Regions from separate parts of the Mus musculus genome. Here region 2 is linked to region 1. A link is a loop called in an ENCODE intact Hi-C map of the cell type or tissue named here. Cell type or tissue: left cerebral cortex. All regions are shown on one strand.

What was found. Hi-C counts contacts between places; a loop is a spot of excess contacts. Peaks named below come from ENCODE experiments on the same cell type or tissue, not always from the same donor. Only the 100,000 strongest peaks of a DNase experiment are listed, where the experiment ranks them.
Region 2: a loop joins it to region 1, with 3 times the contacts of the local background. A loop is called at or near these places in 10 of 42 quality-filtered maps.

Annotation. Positions count from the first base shown.
Region 1 is chr8:11,995,919-12,003,918 of GRCm38, reverse strand. No RefSeq gene overlaps it. Among named protein-coding and RNA genes, the nearest start is that of Tex29, 160 kb to the right of the region's middle. In left cerebral cortex, a CTCF peak has its summit at 3,997; DNase peaks (open chromatin) are centred at 2,070 and 3,985.
Region 2 is chr8:12,388,728-12,396,727 of GRCm38, reverse strand. Sox1 (SRY (sex determining region Y)-box 1) reads right to left here and starts at 1,209. Exons shown (of 1, transcript NM_009233.3): 1 at 1-1,209. The coding sequence starts at 367. The region is part of intron 1 of Sox1ot (Sox1 overlapping transcript); the gene reads right to left. In left cerebral cortex, a CTCF peak has its summit at 4,964 (motif pointing left); DNase peaks (open chromatin) are centred at 5,593, 6,398, 6,750, 7,421 and 5 more places; H3K4me3 peaks cover 1,741 bases; H3K27ac peaks cover 1,708 bases.

The sequences.
Region 1 (8,000 bases):
TATCCATGCTGGCAGGCACAGAAGCACAATGGCCAGAATAACGTTCAGTTCACTCTAAATAAAAGATGGTTCCGAGCCACCCTGGTAAGTGAAGTAGCAGAAGCCACATCTGGGCCTCACTTGTAAGCAAAGAAACAACTAAGTGTCATTGCCACTAATCATATAAATTCATAATTCTTATATGCCTCAGGCTGCTCTCTCTCTCTCTCTCACTCACTCATACACACACACACACACACACACACATACACTCTTTTGGGAGAGGTAAGGAGAGAGAGAGAGAGAGAGAGAGAGAGAGAGAGAGAGAGAAAGAAGCCAAATCCTGACCCTTTCTGCAGCACAGGTACACAATAGCTTTGTGGCTCAGTGACATGAGCTCCCTGGTTAGGGCTGGAAGCGTGGAATACTGTCTGTTTCACATAGCACCTTCTTAGTGTGGGATACTGTCTGTTTCACACAGCGGCTTCCTAGTGTATAGAATACTGTCTGTTGTCATACAGTGGCCTCTTAGTTTCTTTAAGCAGACTGAGAACTCCAACAGACTCTACTGTGTTGTGTAAATTCACTGTTGTAGGTCTCCTGCAATGAATGAACTGTTAGATGACTGTGGTTACAAGGAGCCACAGTGGCCTGACGGCAGTGCCTGGAAGTACTCAGAGCATCCCCCCCCCCAAAAAAAAGCAAGGTACAGTGAGGGTGGGCATGCTGAGATGCTGGTGGTCTGACCAACTTCAGGGAGGGAGTCAGAGGGCATGAAAAGCTGGTTGAAGGGTAACTTGGAAAAAAAAAAAAAGGTGATAAAAACAGGCATTTGGAAAAAACAGCCGGAACTGTAGTGGAGAGAAAATTATGGAATAGATGAGGCCAAAGTCCTGGGTACAGTGTCAGCCATCAGCCATTAGCAGTGGTTGCTCCCCCATGAATCATAGGACTTGGTCAGAACTCGCTATGTTCAGCCTTTTAAAGTTACTCTGCCACCAACCGGATTGGGCTCTGTGCTCTGAAAGCACAAAACAGGGTGACCAGAAGTAAGCCAGAAGCAGGTAGCAGGTCTCCACACCACTATTCAGTGATTGGCAGTTAAAGTTCCATGATATTAACTGGCCGCTGCTTTGGGCGAGGAGTGGGGGATGGTTAATGTCCACTAACAAATTACAATAGGCTCAGGATTGGTCAGACTTTGTTGTTACTGGTGGGTGCCTGTGTCACCTTTGATCTTTTCTATGCTTTTCTCTTTTCTTCTCCTTTCTTTTCTTTCTTTCTTTTTTCTTTCTTTTCCTTTCTTTCTTTTTTTTTTAAATTTTTTTGAGGAATCGCACGGCTCCCGAGGGGTATCCCCCAGTCACTCAGCTTACCTTGACAGAGGGACACGCCTGGAAAAGTGGCTTAATGTATACAGATGGTTCCATTGGATGGCCCTTATCTAAGAGACTCAAATCACACCCCCTACATCCGGGTCTCCATCCCAAGCCTGCTGCCCCAGCATTACTGAGCACGGTACCATACCAGACTGCCTCCAGGCAGGAAGCTCACACAAAACCTCTCTCAAGCCCTCAGCAAGTATCTTCCAGGAGAAAGAGAGAAGGCCCCGAAAACCACAGGAAAATTATCCCTGCTTTATAGTATGTACCCAGTTGCCACAACCAACAGTCACCCACTGTTTATCAGGTTTGCTCTTTCATTAATAATTTAATGTTTAAGGGGAAAAAAAAAAACCAAGCTCTTCAAAGCCAAAAAAAAAAAAAAAAAAATCCATTCAAAGCTAAATAAACTATTTTTTTCCCTCAGAGTTAAATGTCTTTGTATTTTGAAATGCCAGTTCTGTCACGCAGGCTTAATTAAAGCCACTGGATTTAGAGAAAAGGAAGTGTCGTTGGCGAGCTAACCTTGCCGAGCTCCAGCAGCATGAATAGGGTTGAAAATTACCTCCTAATGACTAAGAATATGTGTGCACAGTATCATATTTTATCCCAATGGCGCTTCGAGCTCTCTCTCACGAGTCGTCACTGTGTTTATTTATATAGATTTAATCAGCAGCGAGGACTCTCTCTGCTCAGCATAGACAAGCAGCTCGAAGACAACTGTCACTGTGCATTTCAAAAGTAGCTACTTCAAGCCTGGGCCTGCCAGACTCTTGCCCATAGAAGAGTGAAGGCTTTAGGGCCCCCATGCTACGACACACAGAGCCATGCCCCAACCTTGACCCAGATGGGAAACTGCGTATCATAAGTTTATTCTGCATATGCTGAGGTCCTCAGCCGAGCCCACAGAGAAGGTGTGGTCCACACCTGCTCCTGGCCTGTCTTGGTGCTGTGCTGACATTTTCCTAGGACAGACCCCACAGACAACCAATATTTGTTTTGTCATAAAGGGTGCAGTGAGATTCTGAAGAGCCATGGGGCTGGCCCACCCCCTCCAGCCTCTGTCCTGTCCACTGCCTTCCAGGCCTGTGACTTCACCTGGTCAGGTGACATCTCATCCCTGACCTTACACCTGACCTTTCTTCCAAGCTGAGCCATTTCTCTATAAAACAAAGGATACCTGTGCCCAGCCTGGATTTGTACAGTGTATTATGAAATGCACTCAAGGCCACACACAGCACTTGAACACCATCAAAACAGGGAGGCATCACTGAGAGAAGCCAGATGCCCTGTGGGCCTTGGGAACAAATGCAAAACCCAGCTCCATGAAGCCCACCTGTAAGATCTTCTCTCTCCCTTCCTCAGGATATTTAGAAACCCACAGATTTGAGCCAAGGATGCAGGACCAGAGGGGAGGGGCCAGCAGGAGAGGAGGGGACAGGTGTGACAACATCGTTTAACGTGATCTGCTTATACTATTTTTAAAAACAAGTTAGACTTTGAGTATAGCAGAAACATTTTGTAGCTTCCAGGACTTAGAAATGGGGGCCACAGTGAGTCTTTAAGCACGATGTAGTTATGATGCTGAAAGCTGAGACCACATAGTTGGACCATAAACGAGTGTTTACAGCTGACTCACTCAGATTCCGCAGAAATCGGTCTCAAGGGATAACGAAACGGCTTCCAAAACTCAGAACTATTTGCTAGCCATACTCAGATTATTTAAAATACATTCTTAACTATATACTGTCCACCCCCCTCAAAAAACAAAAACAAAAACAAAAAAAATCACTTGTCTGGATTTTTACATCCAGAGACTTAGTGTTTAGAAACTGATCTGCAAGGATCAGATCCCAGAAGGCAGCTTCTGCTTCCAAGATTTTGCCTTCCACTCCCCACACACCAGCATCCCCTCCGAGCTAACCCTCTGCTCAGAACACACCAGCATCTCCACCACCCTAGCAGTTCCCTGTACATTAGCATATTTTGGCAGAGGTATTGTTTCAGTGTGACCTGTATAATAAGTGTCACATTAGCAACACAACAAATCAAACGTTTGTTAATTTCCCTGGCTTTCCCACACAGCTGGTGGTGTTATCATGTCACCAGATTTTAATTAATATGATAAGTAACACTTGCAAGACAACAGCCTGATTTTTTTCCCCTCTGTGTGCGTGAGGGTCCATGTGCCACCCTCGTGAGCCGCATGTGCACACGCGCTCTTGTGTGTGTCCCCCGTGTGCACGGCCAGATACATGTGCACAGACAAACAAAACAAGGAGAGAAAGCGAGGCCTTCTGAGGACCCTGAGAACACAGTCAGGCTCACACAGTCATATTTTCAAATAAAACTTTCTTTATAGAATCCCCCCCGCCCCACTCCCACTATCCAGGATCGAAGACTGCCATGCCTCGATGAATACTAAAAACTGTGAGAGCATACAGCACAATGCACTCCTTTTCATACCTGGGTGGTTGTGTGTTTAAGGTTTTAGCATTTAAGAGAGCTCCAGAAAGCTGTCTTCAGAGAGGCTTAATTTTAATTTCTTGGCTTCCAGTAGAATAGCAAGGAAGGCATTTCACTCCGCGTCGCTATAGTTCTCGGCCGCTCTAGGGTTAGCCGAAAGTGCCATCTATTTGCAGAAGTCGGAAATGCAGCGGAACCTGGGGAGAAACTCCTTAGCCCAGAGCTCAGCACCTCTCACCGTGGCTCATGGGGACTGGATTCAAACACGGTTCAGACAAATTCTTCAGTCACGAACAGAGGCCGTGTCTACCTCCAAGTGCAGCCCTTGCTGCCCAACAGTACCTGGGCATGGACTGCATTGGATTTCCAATGTTCACAAAGTGTCCATTCAATAAACGGTGATTGGCAGGGCCAAAACCACACCCATAGCCAGATGGTAATGCTGGGGACCCCTGAACCACTTCTGAAGGGAAAGTTCCAAGTGTAGTGTTCAAAATGAGACACCTCCCTGCTGGTGTTTGCTGGTTTTAAGGGCTCTGGAGAAGGGATCTCGTGCTTCTGGGAACAAGCAGCAGACACCTTGGGCCAGGAAGGCGAAGTCCAGGCCACCTTACTGCTTAGCCCTGCATTCTCTTGCAAGCAAAAGGTCCACCCCACTCTATCCCAGCTCCCAAGCCCCAAGAGGGATATCTCTGCCACCCTTGAATGATTCTCTGAGTAGAAGAGATGAGTGAACCACGTACACATGTCCTAGAGAGTTCCATGTGGCAAGTTCCCAAGGCATTACTCACTGAACTGCAGAGCCACGTCCCTTCTGTCCCAAAGGTCCCAGAAGGAATTTCAGAGACCAGGGGCAGACTTTACCATCTCCAGCTGAGTGTGTAAAAATGGGCTCCAATTTCCTTCTGGTGGCAGTCCTGAAGCAGGTTTGCATCTCTCTAGAGTCCTTTAGTCCCTACAGTTGTGTATGCAGAAATGACCTGTCACTGCACTGGAAAACAAACAGGGACCCATCTGTCAGACCAGATGTCCCTCCAAGAAAAGGCACACAACCAACCAAGCACCTCAGGGACTACTGCAGAATAGGGCAGCATGGCCCAGTGTGGGGACCACACTCCCTGATCCCTCCACACTCCACAGCTCCACTGATGCCCGTGGTCCTCTAGCCTTGGTGAGCATGGTCAAAAGAGACAGATGCCCTGCACTGCATCCTAGGTAACACAGCTGCCTATGGCCTGAACATTGTGATTCCAGAGACCCAGGCACTGCAGACATGACACGTGGTCCACGCTAGCTTCACCAAGAGGCCAACACATAAGGCTGAGTGAGTTGCCCCCAGCAGACTGTTCTGAGATTTGTGTTTTACCGACATGTTCTGAAGGGGTGAGACTGGGCTATAAAGGAGGAAGGGTGGGGTGGGGCAGGGAGGAGAGAACATAGGGGTGTAGAAGGGTATAGGAGGAAGAAAATAGGAAGGGAGAAAGGTGAAAAGAAAAGGGAGAGGGAGGAGAGGGGGGAGAGGGAATCCACAGAAGACACCCCAAAGGCATGATAAAATAAAAATATAAGCCTGCGTATTTTCTAAGAATAAATCCGGATTTGTAAAATCTCCTGTCCACTTACCGTTATCCTTTTCTCCCAGATAATTGAGGGGGGAGTGGGCATGAGAGAGAGAGAGGAGAGGAGGGACCCCACCTTCAGGAGCTTGAGACAGCATGCCCACAAGGGTATTTTAGAGCGAGCCTAAGACCCCATCAATTCCAGGGCTCACTCTCATCTGTGTCCCACTAAGACAGAAAGTTGCCTCAGGTGCTAAGTTTGAAGCTGTTGAACGGGAAATGGATCTTATCACAAATGCTGTGTGATAGTAGACAAATATTCAGAAATTAAGTAGAAACAGTAGACCCTCACTCGCTGTGTTGTTAAAGGCAGAAAAATGCGAAGAAAGGCTAAAAGGCCCACAGGTGGAACTGCCTCCAGCTGCTAACACAGGCTTTGGTGCAGTGGGGGGAGGGCGTCCTCTGTGCTGGGAACAGCCTGGGAACCAGACCCTGTCCACAGCACTCTGAAGGCCGGCAGTTCTAAGGTAGCTGATGATAAAGGAAGACTGTGCACTCTTGGTTAGGGTTTTGTCAGCCTGTGTAGTTAAAGTTCTGCAAAATCACACTTCTGAAGCAACCATCGCTTCTCTGTCAGCAGGACGGCCACTGGACTGACCCACGATGTGACATCCACAGAGGAACAGAGCAAGGTTCTATGAGGGAACATGGACCAATCCTGTACCCGTGGCAGGTGCCTATGACAACAAACCAAGACAAAGCTGGGCTTCCCTTCCATACGGGGCCTCTGGCATACTGTAGATGCTTCTGGAACCACCACTGCCCTGACCACCTGCTGAGAGGTATGTCCTTTTAACCCATGACCTCACATCAAGTTTTGCAAAATGGCTCATCCAGAAGCAGAGAGGAAGAAGAAAGAGCAAATAGGATCGTGCCCACGGCTTCTCAGACAATTGCCAAACATCTCTCCGTAGTCCAGCCATTTGATTTTACTTCCTATTGCTATGGTAAAGACCATGGCTGAAAGCAGCTCAGGTAGGAAAGGGTTTTCACACAGACGTCTCACTAGCACGTTATCATGGAAGGTAGTCAAAGCAGGAACCTGGAGGCAGGAACTGAAGCAGAGATCATAAAGGGGTGCTGATCCTGCCCAGGGGTAGCAGTGCCCACAATGGGCTGGGCCCTCCCACATCAGTCATTAATCAAGGAAATGCCTCACCCCCACCCCGTGCCTGTTACAGCAGCATCAAGTTAGCGAACTAACCATCACACAGGTGTTTCCTTTCTCCTTCACGGCCAGCCTTAAGTGTCACCCACACCACAAAGCCAGCTCGGGGACACCAGAGGAAGGGACTTTTGTCCCCACACAATGCGGTATGCCTCCGATAATTGTAATGATTAGCCTGGGACTGAACTGACTGTGGCATTCACCTCCTTTCTCATGCCCAATCTACTGCAAACGAGCAGGTGCGTTATTATCCCAGGGGCTGGAGCAATGCAGTCATCCTTGTTCTGTTACACCAGAGGGACCTTGGAAGGCATATGGCAGCCTGCCCTTGAGCTGCCAATTCCATCGCCAGATGCACGTGGTTAGAGCCAGCTTCAGTCTGTGTCCACTGAAGACACCTTGCTGTACCTCCTCAGCTTCGCCTTTCCCTTGCATCATGGGATCCGGGGTAGGACACATTACAACTTACACACTCTCAAGTTTCTGCTCCCTGCTAGGAAAGATGCAGCCAAGTTATACAGAGATATACTTAGGCATCTGTGAAGATTAGCTCTTAGGGTGGTTTGCAAAGTGTGAGTAGGTCACCAGAACTAGAGACAGTCCTCATGACAAGGACTCAAAGAGGACAAGCATGAGGTGTGAAGATCCTCCTGGAGAGGATCCAGATGGGGAGAGGAGGGTCTCTCTGAGGCCCATGTTACGCTGACCTCCCTCAAGGTATAATTCTGAGTATATAAAGAACTCGGAGAATGTTCTAGTGAGACAAGCTTCTAACACACCTCCAACATCAGCAGAAGCACGAGTGTGGAACAGCGCATCCTGGAAACACACAGGCTGTGTCTTGCATCTTTTCCAAGGTACAGCAGGGCCACAACTGCATGGCTGTGCCAGTTGTGTGAACCTTTGCTCACACGGGGCTTTGTGAGAGACAGAGATGGCTTCCTGGGATGAACTCAGGCGAGTCACCGCCAACCTCACGCTCCTCACCTGTAGAACAGAGACAGGACAGTGTGTGCTTCTAGTGAGGACTATGCGAAGTGATATTTGTGAACATGCAAACTCTAGGTAGAAAGGGGGTACAGAGAGGGGACTCCATCTCTAATGCTTGGGTAACACACACAGAGAGAGTTCTATTTTGTGAGACACTGGGAAAATCAAGGAATTCATCTCCTTCTTACTCATTTCAGTTTTCCAGTGAGCCTTCTGTTCACCCACCCGTTTACCCACTTATAGATAAATCTATTCATATAACCGTCTACCTATCCACCAATACTTCATCTGTCATCCGTCAATCATATATCCAGCCCCTCATCCTCTAACCTGATGATCTGATTATCCGTGTGTTCACCTATCCACTGCCTGTCCATCCACCCATGCACCTAATAT
Region 2 (8,000 bases), 390 kb before region 1:
GCGGCCGGTACTTGTAATCCGGGTGTTCCTTCATGTGCAGCGCGCGCAGTCTCTTGGCCTCGTCGATGAACGGCCGCTTCTCGGCCTCGGACATGACCTTCCACTCGGCCCCGAGGCGCTTGCTGATCTCCGAGTTGTGCATCTTGGGGTTTTCCTGGGCCATCTTGCGCCGCTGTCCGCGGGACCACACCATGAAGGCGTTCATGGGCCGCTTGACCCGATCCTGGTTGGCCTTGGTGCCCCCGCCGCCGCCGCCGCCCCCGCCCCCACCGCCGCCCCCGCCCGCCCCGGCCGGGCCCGAGAGGTTCGTGGGCGCCTGGGCGCCGCCGGGCGAGTGCAGGTCGGTCTCCATCATCATGCTGTACATCTGGGCGGCTAGCGGGTTCACCGGTACCGCAAAGAGAGGGCCTGGAGCATAGACGGCCGGGTGGGGGTGGGTGGGTGGAGAGAGGATCAGCCCAGAGAGACTGGGGGGGGGGGTGTGTGTGCGGTGGGTGCCTAGCGGAGAGAAGGGGGTTGGGTGGAGGCCACAACAACAACAACAACAAAAAAGAGGCAAAAGCACACGCACTTAGCGCGGGTCCAGCTCGCAGGTGGAAAGTTTCTCCCGGTGCACAAACCACTTGCCAAAGAGGCCGATGGCCAGGTTGATTGCTGCCGTCCGGTCACTCAGGGCTGAACTGTGCAAACAGGTGCAGTCGTGGCCAAGTTGAGGCTCCACTTTCTGGGTCTGAAGCGGTGCCCCTGGGCCCGACGCAGGGTTCGCTGCCTCCTCTTGTCGGCTCGAAGTCTCCGTTCCTGTGCTGGCTTCCTTGGCGGCTTCCAACTCTGGGACCGCAACTTCTAGCAAGGCGGTGCGCCGCGTGCGCTGGGCATGTGCTGGTCCCAGGTGCCTGGGGGGAGCCAGGCGCTGAGGGGGACTCGGAGGGGGGTTCGGAGGGGGCGATCGCGGTGCAGCCAGGGAGGGGGTTAGGGACAGCAGTGGGAGTGCCAACGCGAGCAGAGAGCCAGAGAGCTGTGCCGCTGTGCCCAGGACAAGCTGTCCGCTGCCTGCCCGAGGCCGTGCGCTCGGAGCGGAGGCGCACGCGGGGCCGGTGGCGCGGGGGGCCCAGCAGCCATACGCCGGGCCCGGGCTGCCATTAAATGAGCGCGCCGCGGCCAATGGGAACCGGCGGCGGCGGTGATTTGCATGGCGCGCTGGCGAGTGACGTGGGGAGGGAGTAGATACACTGGGCGCGGGCGGCGGAGCAAGGAGGTGGAGGAGGAGAGAGGGGGGGAACAAGGGCAGGAAGGAGGGGGAAAAGGGGGCGCGGGGGGGCGGGGTCACAGCCACACTGCTTCCTGAGCGCGCGCGCGCGGCGGCGACGGCGGCGGCGGCGGCGGCGAACCCAGAGCTCGCCCCCTTTGCCTCTCCCCGCCCGCGCGCTCCGAATGATTAACGATTGGGTTGAAAACCCAGAGGAAGAAAGAATCGCTGTCGGGGGAGGCGGGGGGAATACAGCCCTGGGTCGTGTTTAAATGCGCTCATTGGAGACCCAGCTCCTCCCCTGTCCCCAGCCAGCCAACTCTGTGCCCGCTGGGAAGGGGAAAGTTGGAGATAGAGGCCTCACTTTGCACTCAGCTCAGCCGGGAGTGCAGAATAACAGCGGTGCGGGGGAGATCCTCCCGGGGGGGGGGGGCTTAGGCCCAAAGTACCTCTGCTGGGTTTCAGGCCAAGCGGGGCGGCTCAGTCTCTCCCACCCCTGGCGCTCGGTGCATTCTCAGAGCCTGCAAAGGCCTTTACAGATTCGGGATCTATAATTCGGGTCTCCGTGGCAAGAGGTGCAGCGGTTTTTGTGTGGTGCTACGCTCCTAGCTCCCTAATCTACCCCGAACTTTCTTGGGGGAGGGGGTGTCTTTTAATGGAGCGGAGTGTTATAGTCAGGTGCCAATTTACTCTATATCCTCTTGAATTTCTGCGAAGGTCAAAACCAAGATCTAGCTGGAATCTTGTTACTCCGACAGTAAAAAGAAGTTTGTGGAAACAGCAAAAGAATACCTACCTAGCCTATGCTTTTCTGAAGCGATTCTCCCAGAAGCTGTTTGCCAAAGGATTTTGAAAATCGTGTGAACTCGGGTTTGCGAGGGTGGGGGTGGGGTGCGGGCGCTGAAACGGAATTGGAAGGTCCAGTGACAGGGCCGCCTTTTTGTATGTTGTTGTTTTTGTTTCTTCGTATGTTGTGAAAAAGAAAGGGCAGTTCTGGGGATGATCAAGACATACACAAATGGCCGTAATCCATGAATCTCAGAACAAATATGATTCCGGGATGTATAAGAGATTTCCAACCCCACCCCAGGCTACTTGGGATCAGACCATCATGTCCAAAAAAAAAAAGGGGGGGGGAGTTATTGTAAAGGCTTCTTCCAGAAAGACCTTTAGAGTCTACAAGTTCTTCAGATATCCTGGGGCGGGGTACAGAGGGGAGAGGATAGAGTTTCTACTTCTAAGATCTAGGTGCTTCGGGAGGTTGCTGGTGGGTAAAGCAAGCCTGGTCAGATGCCTGCAGACCGCCTCGCGTGTAATCCAGAGGCTCTTCTGATGACAGATAACCCGGATAATAGCAAGAATACAGGTGTTCCAATATGTTGGACGGTGAACATATGACAGCCCCCCCCCCCACTAACAAAAACATCTGAGGCTGTGAATTTCCTGACGCCGTTGCTCCCTTGCTATGATTATTACAGTGGTTTATTTTATTTTATTATTATTTTTTTTTATCTCAGGTTGTTACAGCACAGTACAGCCCTCAGCCCGATTGAGCTTTCATTTCAGGCCATTCAGCACTTACTAGAAAACTCATCAAATAATATAGAATTGTGCTAGAAGGGAAACATCGTTTCATATTTTTATAAACATCTAGGTCATAAACTTAGTTTTCAGCTACCTTCTTATTTCAGCCATCAAGTTTATTAAATCTTTTGATTTGTTTCACGAACTACCTACAAATATCAGTTACATTGTAAATGAACAAAAACGAATAGGACTATTGTTTAAGAATGCCGTAGAACCATTTTCCTTGGATAACTTAGGAGGTGATGGGTGTGCTGGGAGATCCGCTGTGTTAGGGCAAGTCAGCAAGACTGAAATAAAGGAAACGGTTTACAAATTATAAACTATATTATCCACTTAGCAATTGAAAGATTTCTTTCTTGTGCTTTTCAATTTAGATTTTAAACTAAATAGCCAAAGACCCCCTGAAAATGCTTTGTGTAAATCAAGCCTGGCACATTATTTTCCATATCAATGGGGCAATTTATTTTATAAACACCCTGCACTCCAGTGAGCTTTGCAGGAATGCTTTATGCCTTAGGAAACTTGGATAGATGACTTTGAAACAGTCTCATTTCTTCCTACCATAGGGCTGAACATTGTTTCCAAATAGGATGTTACTCTTGTTTTCTAGGACATCTAAATAGGAGGTAAACGGCATCACAATGCATACTGCCATGTTGGTGTTTGGCATTCTGGGAACTATTCTGCAGAAGCAAGTCCAAGCTGGTGCAAAACCTATGGGTGCCCACCTGCAGAAGTATGAAATCAGAGATGCAGGTGTAACCTGTTGCCAAGTGACAGAGAAGATTGGTGGTTGCAGTCTGTGCCAACTAAGCAGTGGTGGGCATGGTGTGCCAGACCTCCTTGTGCCTTCCATCCTGGTATGAGCAGAGGGTCCTGTCAGTGACAGCTTCTGGAAGTCTCCTTCTGTTTCCCTATCTATAGTCACTTCCCCAATGGCTTCACAGACACAAAAAGAACAGTCTACAACCAGTTTGATAAACACTTCTGTCTGCTTCCCATCTCCCCAACGGCTGGGTGGGGCTGCCTTCCTAAAAACTATATTCTTTAGGATTTGAAAACTGCACTGTGTCCAAGTAAAACTAAGAAAAGTCCAGAACCCAAGGCAAGGGATTAGTTTCACTGTTGACTGACCAATCTTTGTTCTCTCAGCAACTCAAAAATCTCATGGTGCCACTGCTCAGAATGCCAAAGAGCGACTTTACAAAGTGGCTAAGTTTTTATTCAACCTATGGTTATAATCCTTCAAAAATTCAAGTCAGCTCATTGCTAGTGGGAATTATTCTGTGTGCAGGCATGGGTGCTTGTATATGTCAGTGCTCATAGATAAATTATGAAGGCTTGTATATATGAAATTATGTGCCTACACTCTTGCACAATAGTCTTGACTTTGAAATAAACCAAGTCCTGGGTTTTAAACACTTTCAACTCGAACCCCTGACATAGAAAAACCAATACTTTGGCTCCTTTACACACACCTTTGTGCTCATGAGACCGAGAGGGCCCCTGTGGACAGAAGCCCTTGTCCTTCTTTTTGAAGGCTGGCTCTGATACATCTATATATGGGTTTTTAAGCTCAGCATTAGTCTCTCAGGCTCCAAACAAGTTGGGTACGTTGGGGACCATGCAAGACTAGAAATTATTTCATATGGGGTTCAGATTATCTGCCCTGATGACAATCTCCTCCTCGCCATGCTCAGAACATGATTCTCTCAAGGCTGGTGGAGACACTTGGAGGACAGAGGACACATAGAGGTGTCTCCTGGGAGCTCCCCGGGGCAAAGGCTTGCAGGCTCTGATGTACCCTCACAAGGCTGAGAGAATAGTTGAAGAAAGATCTTTAGCGAACCGAAATGACAGTTTGTGGGACTGAAAGGGGAAAGTTAGCAGCAGGAGGAAGAAGCAGCAGAGAAAACTTAGGAGAGATAAAGAACGTCGGAAGAGGTCTTTGAGGCCATCTCGGCCAACAGGAGGCGCAGATTCAGGGCGGAATGGAAGCAGAGTGGATCTGAGAGGCTGGGAGTCCCTGTCTCAGGACCTGCTGCAGGGAGTAGAGGGCTGCGCACTGGGCCCGAAGCCCCTAGGCCTGTCAGTGTGGACCCTGTAGCGGCGCGGGCCGCGATCGCCGTCTGCTGGCCGCCACCACCCTCTCTGTCCTCGCGGAGCTGAGCACCACGGGCTTTCACCTGTGGGGCGGGAGGCGCCCCTCGCCCAACTACTGCTACCACAGCGTCACTGGAGGGTTGACGGCCCGCAGTTCGGTGTTTGCTTTTCAGCGCGCGCCTCTGACCCGGGTCTCTAAGGGGGCATCTTTTCTCCTGGGTCGTCTCCAAGCCCTCTCAGCCGATTTCATGGGGCCCAGCCTGGGCTAACTTGGGGAGGAGGGATCTTCCCAAACACCAAAAAGGACCCAAATTCAAATTTGTGTGGTTAGTTTGTTGTTGCTGGTTTGTTTAAAAGGGGAAAGAAACAAAACGGATAAAGGGGGGAAAGTCGAAGGAAGAGAGTCACTAGCAAATAAGGAACTTTGGACGATCAGTGTCTTTATGAGCATCTCACAGAACCGAGCTCTCCTAAGTCGCTCTCAGGTTAAAAGCAAAAACTCTCTTTGAGTTTAGAGAGCCGCTTGTAACAGCGCCTGTGGGAAAATAAAGTCTAGGCTGTCAGGCTCCGGTTCCAGCCGTTCTCGTGGCGACCGGCACACACAATCCGGAGCTGCACTATGTGTGCGTGCCTGCCTCCCGGCTCTCTGGGTGGAAGCATTCGGAGAATCTCTGGGAGCTTCGAGTAGGGGCTCACCCTGTGAGCAGTACTCACACATATAATTCAAATTTCACAGCTGACCTGCTCTGAAAACCTCAATCAGCTTCTAATTGAAGGGAAAACAAAATATTGCTTCCCTACAGCAGAGCTAACGATTTAATCATTATATCAGACATTATAGCTTTTAATTAGGCTAATGCTGATACTGTATGGAAAGAGATAATTCAACACAGTTCTTGATGAATTCTGTAATTGGGTTAACGGCGGAGCAGTCGGGGGAGAGACGTCAATATTCAAGCTGCGTCTGTAGCCACCAGGTTTATGAATGAAAGAGAGGAGGAAAGCCTGGAACCCAAGGGGGCATCGAGCCCTCTCTCCCCCGGAGCTGCGGGTACTAGGGAAGAGGCGACTGAGATGCCAGCGAGGCTGGACCGCCGCCGGGTGCCAGGCCTCGCGGGTTTGGAACCGAGCGCGCCCGCTTCGTCGCGTGAAATTTTCTGACAAGAATTTCAGCAGACCCACTTTGCGAGTACACCTGGGCACCCGATTCCGAATCTCTCTACTGGGTCCCAACCCATGCCTGCAAGGAGGGCTGAGCACCCAAGCAGCCGCTAAGGCTTTCCATCCAGTGGCCTTTGAAAAGACAAGTGCTGCCTGGGTTCCCACCCATCGCGAGTGCCGGCTGGGTGTCCACAGCGCCCCTGGCACTCACACTCGACAGAAGCAACTCTACCCTCCGCAGGTACCCTGGGTGCGCCGGGCGCTGGTGGCACCGGAGGCTGTCCGCACCCATGTGTCCTTGCCGATCGAAAAAGGGCAGCTCTAGTGGGTGCCCAGGCTTGTGCCCAATGTCTTTTCCCCTTTCCAACTCTTGGCTGAGCGGGTACTTGGCCTTGGGCTAAAGGAGAAGGTTAACAATTAGAGGGTGTGGGCCCGCTTCCCTTCCTGCAAAAGAAGGGGAAGCAAAAAAAAAAAAAAAAAAAAAAATCCGTTTGCACTTGCCTGCGAAGCAAATTGTGACCCCCCCCTCCTCTTGCTTCCCTTTCTCTCTGCCAAGTAGGGCCTGGGCTAGAGATGCTATTTCAGGGTCAGCTTGCCATCGGGGCTCTACCCGGCATCTGACAGATGCCGCATTCTGCCTGGGTTGGAAATGCCTTTCCTACATTCTTTTTTGCCTCTAGATTTCTAGTACACTCAAAATTTGTGCTCAAGCCTGGGAGTCAGAATCTGACCCTGCCGGAGGAGAGGGCTCACGGTGAGCCTGGGGTTCTGAGAAGAGACATAGTCTCTGTAATTTGGTTGCGCTTTTCAGAAAAGCCACGGGCGGAAGCTGCACTTTCTGCGGTTTTAACCCAGATGTTTTCAGGGCGAGATTTTTATGTACTTTAAAATTTTCTGCCGCCGTTCTTAATTTTTCTCTTACTCTTTGGTTTAACTACATCAGCACAATATTCTCCTTCAAGATAAATATACTGTATTGTGATTCATCCGTGTCTTATTTTGTCAGCAATTACTGCAAAATTAAATGGGTCACTGTGAAAGTTTCATTTACTCAACCCCCCGTAATTAACAGTTTGAATACACCTTTTTTTTTTACATTGTGCAAAAGTTGTAATTTTCCAATGCATGTTGTGTCTTCCTGATAAAGAATGCTGGTTAAGTTCGATGTGATCATAAGGATTCAAAGCTCTCCTCCCAGGGGAGTGCTGTTGGGCTTGCTTTTCCCTACGACCAGGCAAAGCCTGTGCACAAGATCAAACTTTTCTGAACAGTTGAGCTTCACGGCCTGCTCAAATCAAAATTTGCAGAGGGTAAACCAGGGAGAACAGAAAGTGCCCGATTAAGGGACATTCCCAAGGAAACCTTTAACAGCAAGACTCTGGGCTAAGCAGCCAAGCCTGCATTCTGCTCTGCCTGGAGAGTGGAAGGCAAGGTGAGCTGAGACATAGGGGTGGTGATGCTAACCTTTTCACTCTGCCTGAAACAATGTTTCAGCTCTACAGCGAGGCTCAACAGGCCCAAAGGTGTCCATGACCAGGGATGTGTGCATGAAGCATACATTTGGAGTATGACTGCCCTCTCTCACATTCTCGCTCATTTAGCCCCCAAATAGAAAAGGCACCGCTCACAAGAGGAGACAAGTCATGAGGAATTTCTATATGAAGAGGAATAAAGTGAAACTAGAGATGCTTTTTTCCCCTTACAGGCCATCCCAGTTATTGCAAATTAGATTAGCTACACGGGCTGCAATATAAACATGGCAGGAGGTTCACGCCAGTGAAAACCCATCCACTCCAATCTCGCCTTTCATCGGAACAGCTCACATAAATCACATCTTGTCCTTTAATACACTTTTCAATGAGATTAAAACATCACTCTGACACAATTTCAAGCCCTTTCAGTC